Linked DNA regions of Homo sapiens: all the other regions are linked to region 4. The links are chromatin contacts, found by Hi-C or POLR2A ChIA-PET in ENCODE. All regions are on one chromosome and are shown on one strand. Each heading gives the region's core, a stretch centred on a gene start or an enhancer-like site at or near the end of the contact. The rest is flanking DNA. Distances are from core to core; before and after follow the strand shown. Region 1 holds the start of GPR137B (G protein-coupled receptor 137B). Region 2 holds the start of GNG4 (G protein subunit gamma 4). Region 3 holds the start of LYST (lysosomal trafficking regulator). Region 4 holds the start of TARBP1 (tRNA guanosine 2 -O-methyltransferase TARBP1). Region 5 holds the start of MAP3K21 (mitogen-activated protein kinase kinase kinase 21).

Region 1 (3,625 bases), core at 225-2,724, 1.7 Mb before region 4:
AGGTGACACCGTTGACGCCTTCCCCTTCGGCAGAGTCCTAGTGAAAATGGACATCTTAGTGCTTGGAAAGCTAATGGGAATCAGAGATGATGATGACGATGATGACGGCGGCACCGCGTTATTAAACCTTTGTGCAACGCTATACAAAGTATTTGCAAAGTGCTCAACAATTACTGCACTTTCATTAAGTCAACCATCAGCAGTAAAGCAGCAGCCAAGTTAATTCACATACTCTCCCATTAGCTTATTTAATAATATGCCCCATAAAGTGATTTTTGTGTGGCTGTAAAAGAGCCCCAGTCAGCTTTTATGGCCTTTTCTTGGGGCCTCTCAGATGAGCTCAGACAGTAACTCTGATGAGCGGCAGCAGCTCGGAGCTGGGTGTTACCCCAGCCTGCTGTTTAGCAATCCGGTGGAATGAGTTAGTAAGCCGCAGTTCTGTAGAGCTCCTAAGCCGGAGGTTCAAAACATCTCATCAAAACCAACATGGTCTCACCCTGCCAACGCTCAAAACAGCAGTGTCAGGCCCAAATCTGGAGGCCAACGTGCAGAAGACCTTTCCAGGCCGGGAGTTAGGTGCCTGGGGAGGCAGGGCAAATTCTAGAGTTCAGGCCTCCCTTGGGGGCACACCTTCCATCCGTACTAACTGGCGTGTGCAGGCGCTGCTGCTTCGCGCTGCGCACGGAGAAGCGCCCCGAATCCACCGCACGATGCGGAGCCAGGGGCAGCGAGTGAGCGGCGGCCTCCAGCCCTCCCCTGCCTTCTCCTTGCCCCTTTTGGGAATGGCAGGGGGTTTCCTATGACAAATGCCCGCAAACAGGACAGGGTTCGGACGACCCCAGAGCCGGCGCCTTCTCCCTACACTCTCAGCCCTAGGGCCGGACCCGCCCCCGCGGCTGCCATCGCCCCTGCCTCGGGCGCCCCGCGGGGACCACCCCGCCAGGTGAGCGCCTCCAGGAGCCTCTCTGAAACTCACCTGCGTGAAGTACAAGTTCATCAGCGTGAGGGTGAAAAACTGCAGGCACACAGGGAAGCAGTAGAGCAGCCAGAAGACGAAGGGGCTGAGCGAATTGGCCGCCACGAAGTCTTTGAAGTAGAAGGAGAAGAGGACGGTCCGCAGGGAGGCCCAGAAGAGGCAGAGAAAGAGGAAGACGCTCTGGTAGCTGAGCCGCTTGTGGCGGTAACGCAGCACCAGCCAGAGCTGCACGTAGATGAACACGAAGAGCAGCGCGTAGAACACGGTGTAGACGACGGTGAGGCCAAGCTTCACGTAGGGGGGCACGGCCGGGGTCAGCGTGGGCGGCAGCGAGTCGTTGCGGGCTGGGTCCCACGGCGGGGTCTCCATCGGGCCGGGGGCGCTGCCGCGCGGCCGGGGACGCTCGGGCCTCATCGGGGCTCACGGCCGCCGCCGCCCCCGCGGGGGTCTCCGCGCATCGCGCTCAGCCTGCAGCCCCGAGACTGGAGGAAAGAAAACAAGCCGCACTTCCTCCCCCGGCACCACATGATTCACTGGGACGGCCTTTGTCTGCGATTGGCAGCGCCGCGCCCGCCGCCCCCGCGCGCCGACCGGCCCCGCGCGCCCCCGCCCCGGCCCGCGCGCCCCCGCCCCGGCCCGCGCGCCCCGGCCCGCCCTCCCCCGGGCACCGCGCGCCTTCGCCCCGCGAACCCCGGCCCGCCCTATCCTCGCCACCGCGCGCTCCCGCAGTGCGCGCCCCCAGAGCCGCACGCCTCCTCCCGGCCCCCTCCCCATCCCCGGGGCCGCGCGCTCCCAGACTGCGGGCCCCCAGAGCCCCGCGTCTCTTCCCCCCTTCCCGCCCCCTCCCCATCCCAGGGGCCGCGCGCTACCCGTCCCCGGCCCCTTCCCCATCCCCGGGGCCGCGCGCTCCCGCACTGCGCGCCCCCAGAACCGCGCGCCTCCTCCCCGGTCCCGGCACCGCGCCGCGCGCCCCCAAAACTTCCCAGCCGCGCCCCGCGCCTCGGGGGATCGCACTCGTGGCCTCGCGCATTCTGCTGCTGATTGCTTGTTTTGCAGAAGTTAATTCCTTTATTTAAAAACAAATTTAAAAAAAAAACTTTACAAGTCCTTTCCGTCCCCCCCTTTAAAAATAAAACTTTACGACTCTGTGGCTATGAACTGGCCGGCGTCTGGAATGATGTTTATTTCTAAATGCAGACATGCCAAAGACAGGGTTCGTATTTTTGAGGTCAAATTTGTATACTGAGTGAGGAAATAGACGGTGCCTGCGGCTGCTGCCTCCTCTGGGATGCAAGCTGGGCTGTTTTCTCCCGGAGAGCCTCACGCGCTCCCAGCGCCTCACCTCCCAGCGATGTAGCCGGTGCCGGGAGGCGCGCGGGCCGCGGGTCAGTGGATGGAGCCCACTGGGCTTCAGAGAGAAGTGGGGCAGCTGACGGCACACGGCCCCCCTTGTCCGATCCAACCCATGCCGAAGGAGGGTCTGTCCCCGCCACCCGAGAGCCCTTCTCTTTTGCTTTTGCTGAGCAGCTCGCTCCTCGAGGCTGTACAGCGACTTAGTCTTTGCCCCGGGGCACCACGCCACCCTTGTCTTGGGAGAGCTGGGGAGTGCTCTGGGAAAAGAGGGAAAGCCGGGCGCCCTCTGGAAACATTGCTGGGCAAGCGGTTCTGGTAAACAGAAGAAACTCGGATTTCCGAGGCTCCAGTAATTGTGATTTCTTTTCTTACTCCACTTCGTGCCTAATTGTGTGTTCTTTTTCCAAAAGACGGCCTGGCATATCCAGAATCCACCCTAGCTTTTGCTCAGAATTACTTAGTGGTTACAGCGCTCCCAGCGTATTCCAGGTGGTTCACTGGGGCCAAGTGTGCCTTTGGCGTGGAGCTCCTTTTCCAGTTTTTCTATCCTTTCCCTCTCTCCCTATCGCTATTTCAAGAGGAAATACGGAATTGGGCTCCACGCCTCTGATCTCGTTCCCCTCAATCCCCGTTCTGAACAGCGCAAGTGGAATGATGGAATGATCGCTCTAAAGAACACCTGGCCACTTTACTCCCGTGCTTAAATGCCCTTCCCTTGCTCCTCATAGTTCTGGGGTTAGAGTCTAAACTCCTACCCTAGCTTACCTCCCTGCCTTATCTCTTCCAAGGTGTTAAGCAGTGTTAACACCTCCTGACTCCCCTAGACTAAGAAAATTCTGCCCTTTCCTCCAACAGCTGGTCCTTCCTAGCTATCCATGAGGGTGTAACTTCCTGCAGAGAGCCTCTCCAGAACTCTCCACCCACCAAACTCTCAGGATTAGGCTAGGTGTTTCACCTGTGTGCTTCCCTAATATCCTTGCCTGATTGTTAGTTTCCCCCGCAACACACTTATTTATGTGTCCTTATGATAGAAACTAGGCTTGTTTACCAGTCTCTCCCCTGGCACATTGGAAAAGCATCCGTATACATTTTATTACACTGAAGGAATATTGTTTGTCAACAGAGGTCCAGACTCTGATATTTCTCCCTCCAGTGTGCATGGATTCTACCTCATGATCCAGGAGGGCTACTGGCTCTCCAGACATTGAGTCCACATCCCAGGCCAGCGTTAGGAGGAACAGGGGAAGACTAAAGAGCACTTGTTTTCTCCTGTTTCTGGAGCCTTCCCAGAAAGAC
Region 2 (3,537 bases), core at 147-2,646, 1.2 Mb before region 4:
GGGCCTTTGTGATCTCCGCGTTCGCATCCAATCTGGCCCTTGGGCTCCGAGAAGGTACACGTGTGTGTAGGGCAAGGTCCAACCAGTGGGGCCAGGGATCTGAGCAACAAGCGCGCCCTGTGTCCTTTGTGGCAGGGACCGCTTGTGGACGGCGGATGAGGATGAGGCGCCCAGATCTTCCCGAAATATTTCCTAATCGTTCATCATGATGTTATGTTGTTGTTTTCACAAAGGGAATTAATATTGGCCTCCTTTTCTACAAATCTTGCCAACACTGCGTGAAATGTTTTCGTTGCTTCTCTATTCCCAAGGTTTCGTATTATTTTACCAAGTCGGAAAATGGACGGCGCTTAAACTGTTTTTTCCCTGAAAGGAAGAGGGCTGTAATCACTAAAGTGTTTTAAAATCTCCAGCGCAAAAGCCTGCGGTGCCACAGGGACGAGGCCTGGAGAGCAGTCGCTCCTAGAACCGGGGCGCGAAGGGCACCCCCGCCTCCAGCACGCGCCCTCCGCCCTCCCGGCCTCGCTCCCCCCGGAGTGGGGGCCTCGCCGGCCCCTGGTCCCCGTCACTCAGCAACGTCGGGTCAGCCTTCGCCGGGTTAGTGGCGACGCGGCCGCGCGAATTCGCACAGGTATTCCGCGTTTCTCCGCCGTTCCCCGCCTTGGCCGGAGGCTTCCGAGGCGTCCCTTGGTGCAGGGTGGGAAGCGGCCCGCGCCCCAACGGCCCAGGCGCTGGAGCTCACCCCGAGCGAGGGCGGTACCTGAGGCTTCGGGGAGCCCGCGCTGACCGCGGCCCCGTCCCCAGACCCCTCCAGCAACCCCGGCCCCGCCCCAGACCCCTCCGGTGATTTCCCCCCCGGCCCCGCCCCGCAGATCCCTCCAGTGATCTCCCCCCCGCCGCGCCCCCCAGACCCCCCCCCAGTGATTTACCCCCCGGCCCCGCCCCACAGACCCCTCCAGTGGTCCCCCGGCCACGCGGGCTCCGGGGGGGCGGGGCGGGGGCGCGGCCCTTTGCTGGGACAGGGGGCGTGGGCCCGAGTAGCGGGCGGGGGGCGCGGGCCCGGGCTGGGGCGGGGGCGGGGGCGGGGAGCGCGGGAGCCCCGGTGACGCAGCAGTGACGTCGGTGGCAGCGGGCGGGATTTCCCGGGCGAGACCCCGCGGCGGAGTGGGCGCGGCCAGCGTGGAACGGGGGCGAGGGTCGCAGAGTCGCCGGCTCTCCCTTCCCCAGTCTGGGCCCCCACGGCACAGGGGGCCGAGCAGAAGCCCCCAGCGTCCAGGGCCGGGGGAGGGTCCGCCTGCGCCCCCAGGCCCGCGTGGTCGGGCCCTGCAGGGCGGGAGGCGCGGCGCGGGGCGGGGCCGGTGACGGGACGCGGAGACCCCGCGGGCGGCGGGAGGGGCACGAGGCGCGCGTTTGCACCCGAGCCCGGCCCGCGCCCCGATGCGGAGCGATGCCGCTCGGCCTGGCCGCCCCCCGCGAGCACCGCGCTGCAGACGAAGCCCGCGCGTGATCCCGCTCCGGGTAAGTGGGCGCCCGGCCGGAGCCCCGGGTGTCCGCGGGGAGAGCCCAGCCCGGTGCAGCCAGACGCGGAAGGGAAACTCGGGGTGAAAGTCTCCGGACCTAGGGAGACGGCTCTGGCGCCGGTGTGGTCCTCACGCCGCCAGCTGCTGCTGCACGCGACACAAAGACCTGTGGTTCCCTCGGCCTCCTCTCCCGGGACCTCCCGCCGGGCCCCGGGGAAGCCCGCGCGCGGGTGTGGACAGCCCCCTCGGAGCGCGTCCAGGGGCTTCCGGGGCTGGGGGCGCCCGGTCCCTCCGGCATGAGGCAGGCGGGGGCTCGGGGGTCCCCTCTTCCATTTGTAGGTCACAGAGCGTTTGCTGTTTTCCCAGCGGGGACGTCCCCCGTGGAAAAGGACCTCAGTGGCAGGAGATGGCGTGGCTGGTTGGGCGTTTTCTTTGGGGAAATGTTTCTGGCGAGTGCCTGAGGAAGCCCTCCTGGCTCCCCAGCAGCCCAGACGCCGCCTCGGGAGCACTCGGGGTGACGCTGGAGCCACCGCAGCTGAGGGTGGTTTTCCTCACCTCCTTGATGGCGTCTGTCCCCGAGGCTGGTGCTGAACTGAAATGTGCTTCGTTCGCCGCGCGCGCCCGGCAGCAACCGGGGAGCTTTGTTTGGCTTGATTTTTTAAATTGCCTTGGAAATAACGCGAAACGGCGGGAGGGTGAAGTGGGGAGGAGGACAGAGCGTGGTGGGGAAAGACTCCTTAATTTAAGATTTGCTTCATTTCGAGTATTTGGGGCTAAGGTGTTAGGAAACCCGAAAATGTTAAAGTTTGATCAAGTAATAAAGTGGATGATGGACGCCGGGCCTCCCACCGTCTCCCCGGCCCCGCGGCTGCCGCGTCTCTCCTCTACCCGTCGCCTCCCAGGACTGTCAAATGCTGGCACCGGGCCCGTGCCTCTCAGCCGGAGCAAAAGGCCGCCTAGGCTGCGCCCGTGTGCTCCATTAAAACGTGCCAGTCCTGTCGTCTGCTCATGAGTGAGGTGTGCCGCTTCCCACAGTGGACAGGAAATTTGCAGCGGCGAATGCCTCACAGTAGCCATGGGGGACCTGGGCTCTGCGGCCGGCTTCTCGATTCCTCCCGCAACTCCTTTTCCTGATTTTTGTATGAGGCGGGGGAGGGGAACCAGCCGCCATCTGATCTGGCCCTGTTCCCTGCAAGAGGCGACTGGGGGGACAACTAAGTTGATAAATGGAAAGCCTTTTCCAGCCCGGAGAAACAGACAGAGGACCTATAAACTGGATTGTTTTTGAAATGTAGGGTTTGCTCAGTGACCGGTCATGATAAGAGATGGCTGTGGCACTTAATAAATAGTAGGTGTAAATGCAAATGCAAGGTTTACAGTGATGCCTTGCCTGTTAATGAGCAGCCTCACCATGGGGTTAGTTAGGCTGAAATGACTATTTAGGACAATGGACTTCCTGTTGGCCCCCACCTCCATGCACAACTCCAGTGCTCATAGGCCTTAAAATTCGCCCAAGGAAGCCAGTGGAGGATGTAGGCCTGGCTCAGAAACAGCACAGCTAAGGGGCCATTCCCAGCAGTCCTATGATTGGCGTTTCTCATGCAAACTGATGGTGGAGAAACCAGAAAAAAAAAAAGCTTTTCCTAGATTCACTTTACAGTTTTTAAAGCAAAAGTGACAGTCCCTGAAGTCCCCCAATATTCAGTGCATTCTTTGAAATGATAGAACATCAGGTGGGAACATCGCCTGTAATCCCAGCACTTTCAGAGGCCGAGGCAGGCAGATCACTTGAGGTCAGGAGTCCGATACCGGCCTGGCCAACGTGGTGAAACCCCGTATCTACTAAAAATGCAAAAAATTAGGCGGGCGTGGTGGTGCACGCCTGTAATCCCAGCTACTTGGGAGGCTGAGGCACGAGAATCACTTGAACCTGGGAGGCAGAGGTTGCAGTGAGCTGAGATGGTGCCACTGCACTCTGGCCTCAAAATAAATAAACAACATGAGGTGGGAACATGGA
Region 3 (4,025 bases), core at 1,002-3,501, 1.4 Mb before region 4:
CTTTTTTCTTCTTTTTCATGTTCTTCACTACACATTTTGTGTGTGTTCCTAGGAAATCTTTTAAACTAAGTTTTATTTGATATGTATATTTAGTATCGATGTTCTAAGATACTATTGAATAAAATACATACTGCAGTAGCTTAGTTAAAATACTGGAACCGAGGCCAGGAGCGGTGTCTCATGCCTGTAATCCCAGCACTTTGGGAGGTAGAGGTGGGTGGATCACCTGAGGTCAGGAGTTCGAGACCAGCCTGACCAACATGATGAAACTCTGTCTCTACTAAAAATACAAAATTAGCCGGGCATGGTAGCACATTCCTGTAATCCCAGCTACTTGGGAGGCTGAGGCAGGAGAATCACTTGAACCCGGGAGGCGGAGGTTGCAGTGAGCCGAGACTGTGCCACTGCACTCCAGTCAGGGAAAAAGAGTGAAGCTGCATCTTGAAAATAAAATAAAATAAAAAACACTGGTACCGAAAAAAATAATAGTCACAAATGGCATTACTTTGTGCCTTTTACAAACAAATAATACTTTGAGGGCCAATTGTATACCATTATCATCTAAAGTCTGTCTCATTTTCTTTGCTTTAATGAAATCATGATAATCTATTATTTTCTACTCAAGGTTAACAGAAACTGGCTTGTTACTTAATATTTCTTTGACTTCTTTTGTCCATTAAAAAAGGGGGGTGTTTTTAAGATTAGTGGGTGAAAGTTGATGTATAAATAAGAGTAGACACAGCTTTAGGTAAAATGACGAAACAGGTTAAGTTTGGCTTCCTCTTTTTGTTTCAGTTCAGGCCCATGCACCTAGCACAATACTTAGCGCATTGTAGGTGCTCATTATATACTGCTTAAATGAGTGATAAGTTCCCTGAGACATTTATTTCCTGCACTTGTTAGGGTTCAGTGAGCCGATATCCGGCCACTGCCCTCCAGCCTGGGCGACAGAGCGAGAATCTGTCTCAAAAAAAAAAAGATAAAAAATAAAAATAAAAGACTACCTGCCAGAGGAAGTGGGCAATCTTCGCCTAAAGATATGAACTGCTAATGGTTAAACATCAGACGTCAGAGAAGACATATTTTAAAGTGGGGAATTTTCCCCAAGAGCACCCTCTAAACCACATCAGTGGGCAACTTAACGCACTTTGCTTGTCATTGGGTTAGATGGGAGTTTGAGGAATTGGGAGTAACATTTGGTATATAGGCTTGGGACATAATATCCTGAATTATTTCTATTTCATAATTCCTGTGCAAAAAATTATGGGAGTTGTTGATTCTACAGCAATTCCTGTCAATTTGTAGATTATCTGCTTATTAATAGTTTGTATTGTTTGGCAGAACTTGAAAACTACCGAACGATTACAGTTCAGGCTTTTTCCCAGTACCTCTGGCGTTGCTGTCTCAGTGACTAGGAGGTGAGGAGGGTGGCCCTTGAAATGCCAAACTGCCTACCGCAGCAGTCTGCCAGCAGCGTGCTGGGCCCAGAGCCGGGGATGCAGCCAAAACATCCTGGATTTTACCTACAGCTCCCACCCTCTGGAGGGACTGGTCTATTAGGGCATATGACACTGACAGTGCGCACTGTATACAAACCGTGTTTGAACAGGAGTCGGTTGGAAAATACACCACTGCACTGAATTACTTCTGCAGTGGCTTTGCAAAGCTCTTTTTGTTTCTTGAAAGAAGCCGACGGTAACCATTACAATATGGCTTTTTCCAGGTCCCAGAGGAAGGCTAGGGGTGCCTTGTGGGTAACCCTTTCTCCCTCTCCTGACTCCTTCCCGTTATTTCTTCTATCTTCATCCTCTAGACCTACACAATGGGACAGGTTGACAGTCTGTGTTGAATGGAAGAGGCGGACGATGCGCTTGTGTTTGGTGCTTCTCAAACGGTGCTCGCACTCCCCAGGGTCTGACGCAGCCCACTACGCAGAGCCCTGGGAGGAGGTGCGGACCCAGGGTACGACCCCCGACCGCTGAGAAACCCAGACCGGGCCCCGGCTGCAGCCCCGCGGGTCGGCCCGCCCCCCTGCCTTCCCTATTGGCTCGGCAGTTCCACGCGTCACGCCTGCGACGCCGGCGCTGCCCTCCCAGAGGAGGCGGGGCTTACACGCGCGAGGCGGAGCCAAGGGCGCACGCGCAGACGAGCGGGTCTGGGTCCGGACGAGGGGAGGGAGGGGGTGGTGTTCTCGGTTTCCTGGGTTACCTGGGCGGGCGGGGGTGGGGAGTGCGCGGCGGCGGCGGCAGCGGCGTCGGCTCGGGGTTCTCCGGGAGAGGGGGAGTGCGCGGCGGCCGCAGCTGCCACAAACCAGGTAAAGGCGGCCGCCGGGCGCCGACGCTGCCGGCAGAAGGTTCCGGGTCCCGGCCCCTCTGCGTGGCCTGGAGGGGAGGCGGTTTGGGGCTGGTGGCTGTCAGCCTGGGTTGAGGGCCGGGACCGCCGGGCTGAGGGCGCGAGGGCGCGAGGGCACTCGGCCTGACGCGCCAGCTCGGGGCGTCCTCTCTGGCTTCTGGGCTCTGGGACTTCTCGCGGCGCCGGGCCGCCTTTGACAGCCGCCGGGCCGCGGGCGGGAGCTCGGCTGGGCCCCTCTGGGCCATTGCAGCGGCCACTGGGCACTAACTTTATTTCGCAGCGCGCGGGGGGCGAGGTCGAGCAGGCTGACGGCGGTGTGTTGCTACCTTTATTTTATTTTTTGATCCTGTGCCGCTGCACTACTCAGCCCAGCTGGGCCCAAGCTGTCAGGTTGACGATGGGAGTTGACGGTTTCCGCGCCACCACCCAGCCGGTCACTCCCCGCGCTGTTGCCCTGCGGCGCTCGCCCACCTGTCACCTACACCGTGCGCCTCGGTCCGCTCTTTCCTCCTGTCCGTGACACCCTTTGACTGGGCGAGAGCCTCTCTTTCCAGGGGATCCCCTGAGACATCTGCCGTCTGTCTCCGGTATCACTGGAGCCTGACTGAGATGCCCCTTCGCTTCTGATGAGTTAAATAAGCTGGGAAATTACCCGAGAAGACCCCGGTACCACAGTGTAAAGCCCAACGAAGGGGTTGTTTAATGGTCCAGGGGATACAGAGGCTTTAAGAAACGTTTCCTTAACGCTAATTCTTATCTGGTTAAACAAAACATAGCAAAACATCCCCGATCCGCTCGGCAGACCATACACACCCAGCGACGGCACTTGATAGTTAATGGGGTTTGTTTTAAGCAGATAGAAAATTTTAAGGGAGTCGAATCTTGTGTTGAATGCGTTCGTGTTGAATTTGGGCCAGTGTTTCCTTGAAGATCAAATGCAGGTTGCATTTTCCTATTGTTTGTTTAACAGATTGATAGGACAAACTGAATTAGACTTTTCTTCCTGATGATTCTTGGCTCTTCTGCGCTATTATTTTAAAATTCCACGCCTAGATTCATCTATGCTAATAAAGATGTTGACTTTAAGCTTTCAATTTATAGATGTAGTTGATTAATATGGGGTATCTGTTTTAAAGAGCTTTGTTAAGTGGCCAACAACTCTTTTTCTGATAGCTCTTTGCTGTCATCCATATTGTTACTACAAAGATTGGAGAATTTGAAGAAGAGAGGGCATAAGGAAAAATGAATTGCTGTAATTTGCATAAAAATACTTCACAAACTATATAATTATATATATGTATTTAGTAAATATTTATTGAGCACCTACTGCGTGTCAGATACTTTTCTAAGAAAACATAAATATCTGCTCCTTCATGGAGCTTATATTCTAGTGGGGACCTCAGATAATAAACAAATAAAATATGTGCTGTGTCAGATGGTGTTAAGTACTACAGAGAAAAAGCACGGAAGAGGGAGGGCAGGGAAGAGGGAGGGCAGGGAACCGGGAGAGGTTTGCAATTTTAACTAGAGGCAGCCAGGGAAAGCTTCCTAGAAAAGATATCATTTGAGCCAAGACCAGAAGTAAGTGAGGGGTAATCCATGTACCTCTCTGAGGGAAGGATGTGCTAGCAGAGAGGAAGGCAGAAGGGCTTGCAGAAGCCCTGTGTGCTGGG
Region 4 (3,739 bases), core at 157-2,656:
ACAGAAACAATAGTTTTCTGCACATTTTATGTTGAAGGTAATTGATATTTACTGACATGTTAAAAGGGCTTAAAATAGAAACATTTATGCATTTTGTCAATGAAAAACGGAATGACTGAAATATGAAAAAAGTCTTGCCTGTGTAATGTCAGATAACCTTAAAGTCAGATAACTTTATATAAAAATAACTGTAAATTTAAATAACTAATTTTTGTCTTATCCATTATGTTATTATATGTCAAGCTCTTTGAAGTTGGGACCCTGTTTTCTCTATTGACTAAGAGGCAGATCTTTGTGTTTAGTAGCGAAGAAAACCCTATGTCACTGATCTAGTTTGTCTCAAATTGAGCCAGGAACCAAATCCACACCATGCATGCCGAGGTGAGGTTTTCTGTTTCTCTATTTAGCAATGGATGCTGTCAGAAATACAGAAAAGACAGACACAGGGACTATTTTTGAGTTTGCACATGGGAGCACATGCATTGTGCAGGAGGCTCTGCATCCTGGAGTCATCTTGGGCACTTGGCTGTGAGGGCTGGCGTGGGCATCTTGGTTTTAGCTGAATCCTAGCACATTGCTATAGGTACCTCTAAGGCAGGAGAATAGGGCCTGGAGGCAGGGAATCCAAAAACTCCCTAGAACCAAATCAGATAGAAACACTTCAGCTATGACAGGAAATATCCTCTTCATTTACATAGGGAGTACACCAAGTAAATAACTTTGTAACTTCATTTTATCCTCTTCAGTTACATAGTGTGTACACCAAGTAACCAATTGAAACCTCTATAGGTATTTAAACCCCAGAAAATTCTGTAACCAGCCCCCCTTGAGCGGCTTGCTTGGGTCTGCCCCCACCCTGTGGAGTGTACTTTTGCAATAAATCTCTGCTTTTGTGGCTTCATTCTGTCTTTGCTTTGTTTGTGCGCTTTGTCCAATTCTTGGACCTGGACACCCTCCACCGGTAACACTTCTCACTCCTGGCCTTACGTCTAAATCATTCTTGTGTTTTCATGACTTATTTTTAATGCAGATGTCCAGAACCAATTTCAGACCTACTGTGTCAGTCTCTTTGTGGATGGTGCCCATCATGCAACGTTTGGAAAATAATCTAAAGTGATTCTGCTGTGCACCTTCTGTGAACTGGTTTATGCTCACAGGCACGCCTGATTTAGGGTCCTGGGCAGACCAACCTCCAATCAGGAATCGATGAAGCTGGTGTAGATACTACATTAACTTTTAACGAAGGCCTCGTTTCTCCTAAAAATAAGAGACCAGGTGGGTTCTATCTAGGCAGGGTTGGTGGCAGGAACCCAAGGGAAGCTGAGCTGCACCAAGCCGGGCTGGGATCCCCCTCTCTGCGGCCGCGCGCCCGGCTCCGTCGGCGCACGCGCACGTAGGGGCCGGCCGGTCCTGTGCGCACGCATCGCACACGCCGGCGCCTTCCTTTGGGAGCCCGGGCCGGTGGCGCGGGCGCTCGGCAAATGGAGTGGGTGCTCGCGGAAGCGCTGCTCTCGCAGAGCCGGGACCCCCGGGCCCTGCTTGGGGCGCTGTGCCAAGGGGAGGCATCCGCGGAGCGCGTGGAGACGCTGCGCTTCCTTCTGCAGCGGCTCGAGGACGAGGAGGCGCGCGGCAGCGGGGGCGCAGGCGCGCTCCCGGAGGCGGCGCGCGAGGTGGCTGCAGGGTACCTCGTGCCACTGCTGCGGAGCCTGCGCGGACGCCCCGCGGGCGGCCCGGACCCCAGTCTGCAGCCTCGCCACCGCCGGCGCGTGCTGAGGGCGGCGGGCGCGGCCCTGCGCTCGTGCGTCCGCCTGGCCGGGCGTCCGCAGCTGGCGGCCGCGCTGGCTGAGGAGGCGCTGCGCGATCTGCTCGCCGGGTGGCGCGCGCCTGGCGCCGAGGCTGCCGTGGAAGTGCTAGCAGCCGTCGGGCCATGTTTGCGGCCCCGCGAGGACGGGCCGCTACTGGAGCGCGTGGCGGGGACCGCCGTCGCCCTGGCGCTGGGCGGGGGCGGGGACGGGGATGAGGCCGGGCCTGCCGAGGACGCGGCGGCGCTGGTGGCCGGGCGACTGCTGCCAGTGCTGGTCCAATGTGGCGGGGCGGCGCTGCGGGCCGTGTGGGGCGGGCTGGCCGCGCCTGGGGCGTCCCTGGGGTCCGGCCGCGTAGAGGAGAAGCTGCTGGTCCTGAGCGCCCTGGCCGAGAAGCTGTTGCCCGAGCCCGGCGGCGACCGCGCCCGCGGCGCGCGCGAGGCGGGCCCGGACGCCCGGCGCTGCTGGCGCTTCTGGAGGACGGTGCAGGCGGGGCTGGGCCAGGCGGACGCCCTGACGCGCAAGCGAGCGCGCTACCTGCTGCAGAGGGCGGTGGAGGTGTCGGCGGAGCTGGGGGCCGACTGCACCTGCGGGCCCCAGGAAGGAAACGGTACCTGCCTCTTTGCCCCCCAGCCTAGTGCTACCTACTTGGCTGCCCCAGAGGGGAGTCTTCCTGCTTCTAAAAACTAGCTTATCGGGGTCGTCACTCCGATCCATGCAGAATTTGGTTATTCCGCGTTGCTCCCCTAAAGCCTGAAAACCTTTGGAACCCCTTCTCGAGGGTGTTCTTTGAAGTCACAAATCACTGCGGTTGGGAACGTTCTAACCCAGAGCCGGTGGAATACAGCACCCCTGGAATAGTTTAGGAAGATAATGGAGCCCGTGCAAGATTTTACAGACCCAAATCTGCACTATATCATGGTAGATTCAACCCAATAGAAACGGTTGATATCTATCAAGTTGAAAGAAAAATTATTTGTTATTTATCTGTACTGACCAGTGAATTAGTGAATTGAGTGTTGAGTGTTAGAATTAAGCGTCATAGAGGCCATCACACTCTTCTGAAATTTCCCCTGGTAATTAGGAACAGGATTTACTAATATTTGTTAAACATGTTTCTTAAGTCGACCTTTTGAGTGTATTTTTGCCATTGATTTAATAGAATGAATCAGATTTTATTTTTTAACTGTTTGAGCTTTGCTCCCTACTATGTGCAAGAGTAATGAAACAGCAAGGCCTCCCTTCAAGTTGTTACGTTACTGTTGATTGGTTTGACTTCACTCATGTTAAATTTGGGTTTAAACTGTCAAGTACAAAGTAGATTGACTCAAAATTGTCTCAATAGAATATTTCTACTTTTTCAACGGTAGCTGACCATTTATTACAGGTAAAGGATTTTTGTTTGGCTGAAGTTATGAGGTTATATTTTCAAGTAATTTTAAAACATTAGAGAGTAAATATTTGAACAGTCCACAGATAGGTGTGATCATCCCTGAGAGTTTTCACTGGAAAACATTTTTTAAATCATCAAAAATTAAAACATTCATTTATTTACATGAGTCTGTTATTTTGCAGTTTTGTTTGTTTGTTTGTTTGTTTTATGGAGTTTCGGTCTTGTTGCCCAGGCTGGAATGCAATGGCACAATCTCCGCTCACCGCAACCTGCACTTCCCGGGTTCAAGCGGTTCTCCTGCCTCAGCCTCCAGAGTAGCTGGGATTACAGGCATGCGCCACCATGCCCCACTAATTTTGTATTTTTAATAGAGACGGGGTTTCACCGTGTTGGTCAGGCTGGCCTCAAACTCCTCACCTCAGGTGATCTGCCCGCCTTGGCCTCCCAAAGCGCTGGGATTACAGGCGTGAGCCACCGCGCTCGGCCAGTTATTTTGCAGTTTTAGGGATAAGCAATGGTGCTTCCATGCTTCCTGCAACTCCCA
Region 5 (3,650 bases), core at 816-3,315, 1.2 Mb after region 4:
CTGTGCAAGGACAATGCACTTGTTATTAACCCAAAAGTGCATTACGGTGCACACCAGTGCCTCTTGTCTGGAGAAAAGAAGCCATTGAACCAATAATAAAATCATATTTCACGTAGAGACACTTTTTTTTTTTTTGAGACAGAGTCTCACTCTATCTCCTAGGCTGGAGTGCAGTGGCGCGATCTTGGCTCACTGCAACTTCCGCCTCCCGGGTTCAAGTGATTCTCATGCCTCCGCCTCCCGAGTAGCTGGGATTACAGGCGCCTGCCACTACGCCGGGCTAATTTTTGTATTTTTAGTAGCGACAGGGTTTCGCCATGTTGGCCAGGCTGGTCTCAAACTCGTAACCTCAGGTGATCCGCCCACCTCGGCCTCCCAAAGTGCTGGGATTACAGGTATGAGCCACCGCGCCTGGCCCATAGAGAGACATTTGAATGAAAACAGTCTTTGGAAAAGGTAAGAGACATGAAGTCATATTTTGAATAGGCAAACAGCAACCTCAATACAGCACTTGTAAAGTTGACGTCCCCGAGTGCATTCGGGGACTTTGATGAAGGCCACCGGGTGAAGACGGTCATGGGTTCCATATAATCTGCAGAAGGCCTCGGTTTGCAAAGTCCTACCCAGATGAATCACCTCTGGTATTGAAAGGCCAGACTGCCCCCTGAGGTTTCTAGGAGATCCAGGTATTTTACAAATGTTTCCTCTACAAGCAAGTCTGGTCTGAACTTTTTTAAAAAGCACCCAAAGGCAAGTCAAGGTTAAGCGTGTCACCAGCCCCAAAGCAAGTAACCAAGGACTAGCTGGACTTCCGAGCCCTGAAGGCCTGGGCATGAGTTGCTGCTGGCGCCCTAAGGCTGACTCCCACCTCTTTCCATCTGGTACTATGTCCTGTGGAGCCCGCCTGGGCTGGCACGGAGGTAGTCTTCCCCCACCTCCCTCTGGCCCCACTTACTGTTGCTGGACTTGAGGTCCCGGTGCAGGATGGGCACGAAGGCCTCCTCATGCAGGTAGAGCATGCCCCGCGCTATCTGCACGGCCCAGTTGACCAGCACGTGCGGAGGGATGCGGCGCGCGCGGCGGGGGCCGGGCGCGCGCGGGTCCGGGGCGGCGTTGGCAGCGGCCAGCGCTCGGTTGAGCGCTCCGCCGCGGGCGAACTCCAGCACCAGGCAGAGGTGCGGCTGCTGCAGGCACACGCCGCGCAGCTCGATGATGTTGGGGTGCCGCAGCATGGCGAAGAGCCGAGCCTCGCGCCGCACGCTCTCGGCAGCCGCCGCCGCGTCCTGCTCCGGGTCCTGGCGCGCCGCCTTCACGGCCACCTCCTGGCCCTGCCAGGTGGCGCGGTACACCTGCCCGAAGCCCCCAGCGCCGATGAGCTCCTTCAGCTCCAGCCGCTCGAAGGCGACGTGTACCGGGGAGCTGGGCCGCGAGGGCGGCGGCGCGGGGCTGGCGGCCGGGCGGCAGGGAGCCACGTAGTTGGCGGGGAAGATGCCGAGGCGCCGCTGCACCTGGCCTGCCCACCAGCCCTCGTCGCCCGACACGGCGGCGTCCTGCGACAGCACCTCCACCAGCTGGCCGCGCCGCAGGCTCAGCTCGTCCTCGCCGCGAGCCTCGTAGTCATAGAGCGCGGCCCACAGCCCCGCGCCCGCCGAGGCCGAGCCGCCCGAGGAGGTGGACGACGAGGACGCTGAGCCGCCGGGGGCTCCCCCGGCCGAGGACACCGGGGTGTCGGTCGCTCCCGCGGCGCCCCGCAAAGCCATGGGGGCAGCTGCGCGGGGAAGGCGGAGCGGGAAGCTGGGCTCAGCCTCCCGGGCGGCCGCGGGCGCGCATCGTCCGGCGGTGTGGCCGTCGGCGCCGGGGGAAGGCGAGGGGGTAGGAATCGCGATCGGTGACGGCAGAGATCACGGGCTAGCTGCCCAAAGGGTCCAGCCTCGGCCCGCGTTCCTGGCCAGCCGCCTCTGCTGCCGCAGCGGTCCCCGAAGCCGCGGGCGACGTCCCACCATGGTCGTGCCCAGGCCCTGCGGCCGGCCCGCCCGCCGCGCGCTCCTTAGCCAGAGCCTGGGACGCCCCACCCCACCCTAGCCGCGCCAGGGCCGCCCCGCCCCCTCCGGCTCCATTCCGCACCGCCCCCCCACCCCCCCGGGCCCGCCCCTAGGCCAGTCCCCAGGGCCTTCCCGCCCCTCCCCCAGCCGCCCCGCCCTCTCCAGGTTCATTCCGCCCTCCTTGACCCGTCCCGGGCGCCCAGTCTGCGCCCGCCCTATGGGACCGCCTTCCTAGGTTCGCCCCACCCTTCCCCACCAACTGCACCATCCCGCCCCGCCCTCGCCAGGTTCACTTCCCTTTTCTGTGCCAGTCCCCAGAGCCTCGTCCCGCCCCTGGCGCCCGGGCCCGTCCCCCACCACCTTGGGCCGGGCCCGCCCCCTGGGCCCGCCTGGCTGGTCCCACCCCGCCCCCGCCGCAGGTGCTCCGGAGCAATGGTGAGCCGCGCCCACATGGTCTGGGAGGCGGGATCGGCCGTCATCCGCTATAAATTTTCGGGAGAGTTTAAATTAAGCCAAAGGTAAGACTGAGGGAGGGGACGCTTCTCCAAGAAGCGGTGGGAGAGGGTTGAGAAGATGTGGGGCTTTAGGGTGTGGCGGGGAGAGAGAGAGTTGCAGTTCAGGGAGAGTGACAGAATCTCAGAACGGGCTACAGAAGAAATTGTAGCGCGGTGCCAGACCTGGGCCAGTGCGAGTGGCAAGTCACCATGCTAAGTGCGTTTGAGCCACCGTGCATCTCAGAACTGACTAGGTTACAGATCGCAGCGCAGAGTGACCCGTGGTCGGTATAGTCCCAGAAGCTCCATGATGGTAAATCCTTTGCTTATTTTTACTGTCTACTCAGATGGAAAATGCCCCAGTCTCCCTGGAAACCCACAGGTTTGGGTTTAGGAAGCATTGGCAATGGCTGGGTGCCAGACGTTGGTAGGTTACTGTGGCAGGTGATGAGGCTAAAAAGATAGAAGAGCTTAGTTATTAAAATTCTAAAATATTAGATTATCCTGTAGTAGGCCAGAATTTCCTAACGTGTGGATCCTGTACTTCCAATAACAGAAGGGACAATTTTAGATATTATGAGGATAGGACATACAGTAACATTCTGAGTTACATAAAGATAAATTTATTGTCTTTTCAGTTTTCTTTGTCTCTCAGATCAAACTATTTATTGGCTGTGTGACCTTGAGCAAGTTTCTTTATTTCTCTATGACTCAGTTTTCTCATCTATAAAATGGGAATATAATAAATAGTACCTACTTTATAGGGTTTTTAGGAAGACTAAATGAGTTAATAGTTTTACAGTGGGTCTTCTGCATCCACAGAATCAACCAACAGCTGGTCAAAAATGTTTTTTAAAAACCCAAAAAATAACAATACAAATAATACAAATAAAATACAGCATAACAACTATTTACAGAGCATTTACATTATATTAGGTATTATAAGTAATCTAACTATTTAAAGTATGGGCATACTTTGGAGATACTGCAAGCATGGTTCCAGATCACTGCAATAAAGCAAGTGACATGAATTTTTTGATTTCCCAGTGCATATATATACAAGTTATGTTTCCAGTATACTGTAGCGTATAAAGTGTGCAATAGCATTGTGTCT

What was found. Hi-C counts contacts between places; a loop is a spot of excess contacts on that map. ChIA-PET counts read pairs that join two places held with the same protein, here RNA polymerase II (POLR2A). Pooled maps may share reads with other maps.
Region 1: a map of OCI-LY7 shows a loop between it and region 4 (7-fold over the local background). The contact joins the promoter of GPR137B here to the promoter of TARBP1 in region 4. A Hi-C loop is called at or near these places in 2 of 168 maps with a recorded cell type or tissue (CD8-positive, alpha-beta T cell and OCI-LY7), 9 of 37 single-sample maps with no recorded cell type and 9 of 50 pooled maps.
Region 2: a map with no recorded cell type shows a loop between it and region 4 (4-fold over the local background). The contact joins the promoter of GNG4 here to the promoter of TARBP1 in region 4. A Hi-C loop is called at or near these places in 1 of 168 maps with a recorded cell type or tissue (IMR-90), 1 of 37 single-sample maps with no recorded cell type and 4 of 50 pooled maps.
Region 3: a loop to region 4 is called in a map of naive thymus-derived CD4-positive, alpha-beta T cell, with 10 times the contacts of the local background. The contact joins the promoter of LYST here to the promoter of TARBP1 in region 4. A Hi-C loop is called at or near these places in 1 of 168 maps with a recorded cell type or tissue (naive thymus-derived CD4-positive, alpha-beta T cell), 1 of 37 single-sample maps with no recorded cell type and 9 of 50 pooled maps.
Region 5: a loop to region 4 is called in a map of naive thymus-derived CD4-positive, alpha-beta T cell, with 11 times the contacts of the local background. The contact joins the promoter of MAP3K21 here to the promoter of TARBP1 in region 4. A Hi-C loop is called at or near these places in 1 of 168 maps with a recorded cell type or tissue (naive thymus-derived CD4-positive, alpha-beta T cell) and 6 of 50 pooled maps. POLR2A ChIA-PET finds 5 or more read pairs at or near these places in 1 of 52 experiments (MCF 10A).

Annotation. Positions count from the first base shown.
Region 1 is chr1:236,140,388-236,144,012 of GRCh38, reverse strand. GPR137B (G protein-coupled receptor 137B) reads right to left here and starts at 1,474. Exons shown (of 7, transcript NM_003272.4): 1 at 977-1,474. The coding sequence starts at 1,390. RefSeq lists an enhancer at 747-1,250 and silencers at 1,216-1,485, 1,556-1,735.
Region 2 is chr1:235,647,643-235,651,179 of GRCh38, reverse strand. GNG4 (G protein subunit gamma 4) reads left to right here and starts at 1,396. Exons shown (of 4, transcript NM_001098722.2): 1 at 1,396-1,518. RefSeq lists enhancers at 1-431, 2,897-3,191 and a silencer at 1,422-1,531.
Region 3 is chr1:235,865,132-235,869,156 of GRCh38, reverse strand. LYST (lysosomal trafficking regulator) reads left to right here and starts at 2,251. Exons shown (of 53, transcript NM_000081.4): 1 at 2,251-2,314. RefSeq lists silencers at 1,784-2,083, 2,134-2,553 and enhancers at 2,674-2,773, 3,144-3,193.
Region 4 is chr1:234,476,846-234,480,584 of GRCh38, reverse strand. It overlaps TARBP1 (tRNA guanosine 2 -O-methyltransferase TARBP1), which reads left to right and starts at 1,406. Exons shown (of 30, transcript NM_005646.4): 1 at 1,406-2,412. The coding sequence starts at 1,482. RefSeq lists silencers at 1,290-1,479, 1,510-2,309.
Region 5 is chr1:233,326,139-233,329,788 of GRCh38, reverse strand. MAP3K21 (mitogen-activated protein kinase kinase kinase 21) reads right to left here and starts at 2,065. Exons shown (of 10, transcript NM_032435.3): 1 at 956-2,065. The coding sequence starts at 1,760. It also overlaps a transcript of PCNX2 not described here. RefSeq lists silencers at 1,422-1,621, 1,811-1,962, 1,762-2,061, 2,252-2,551.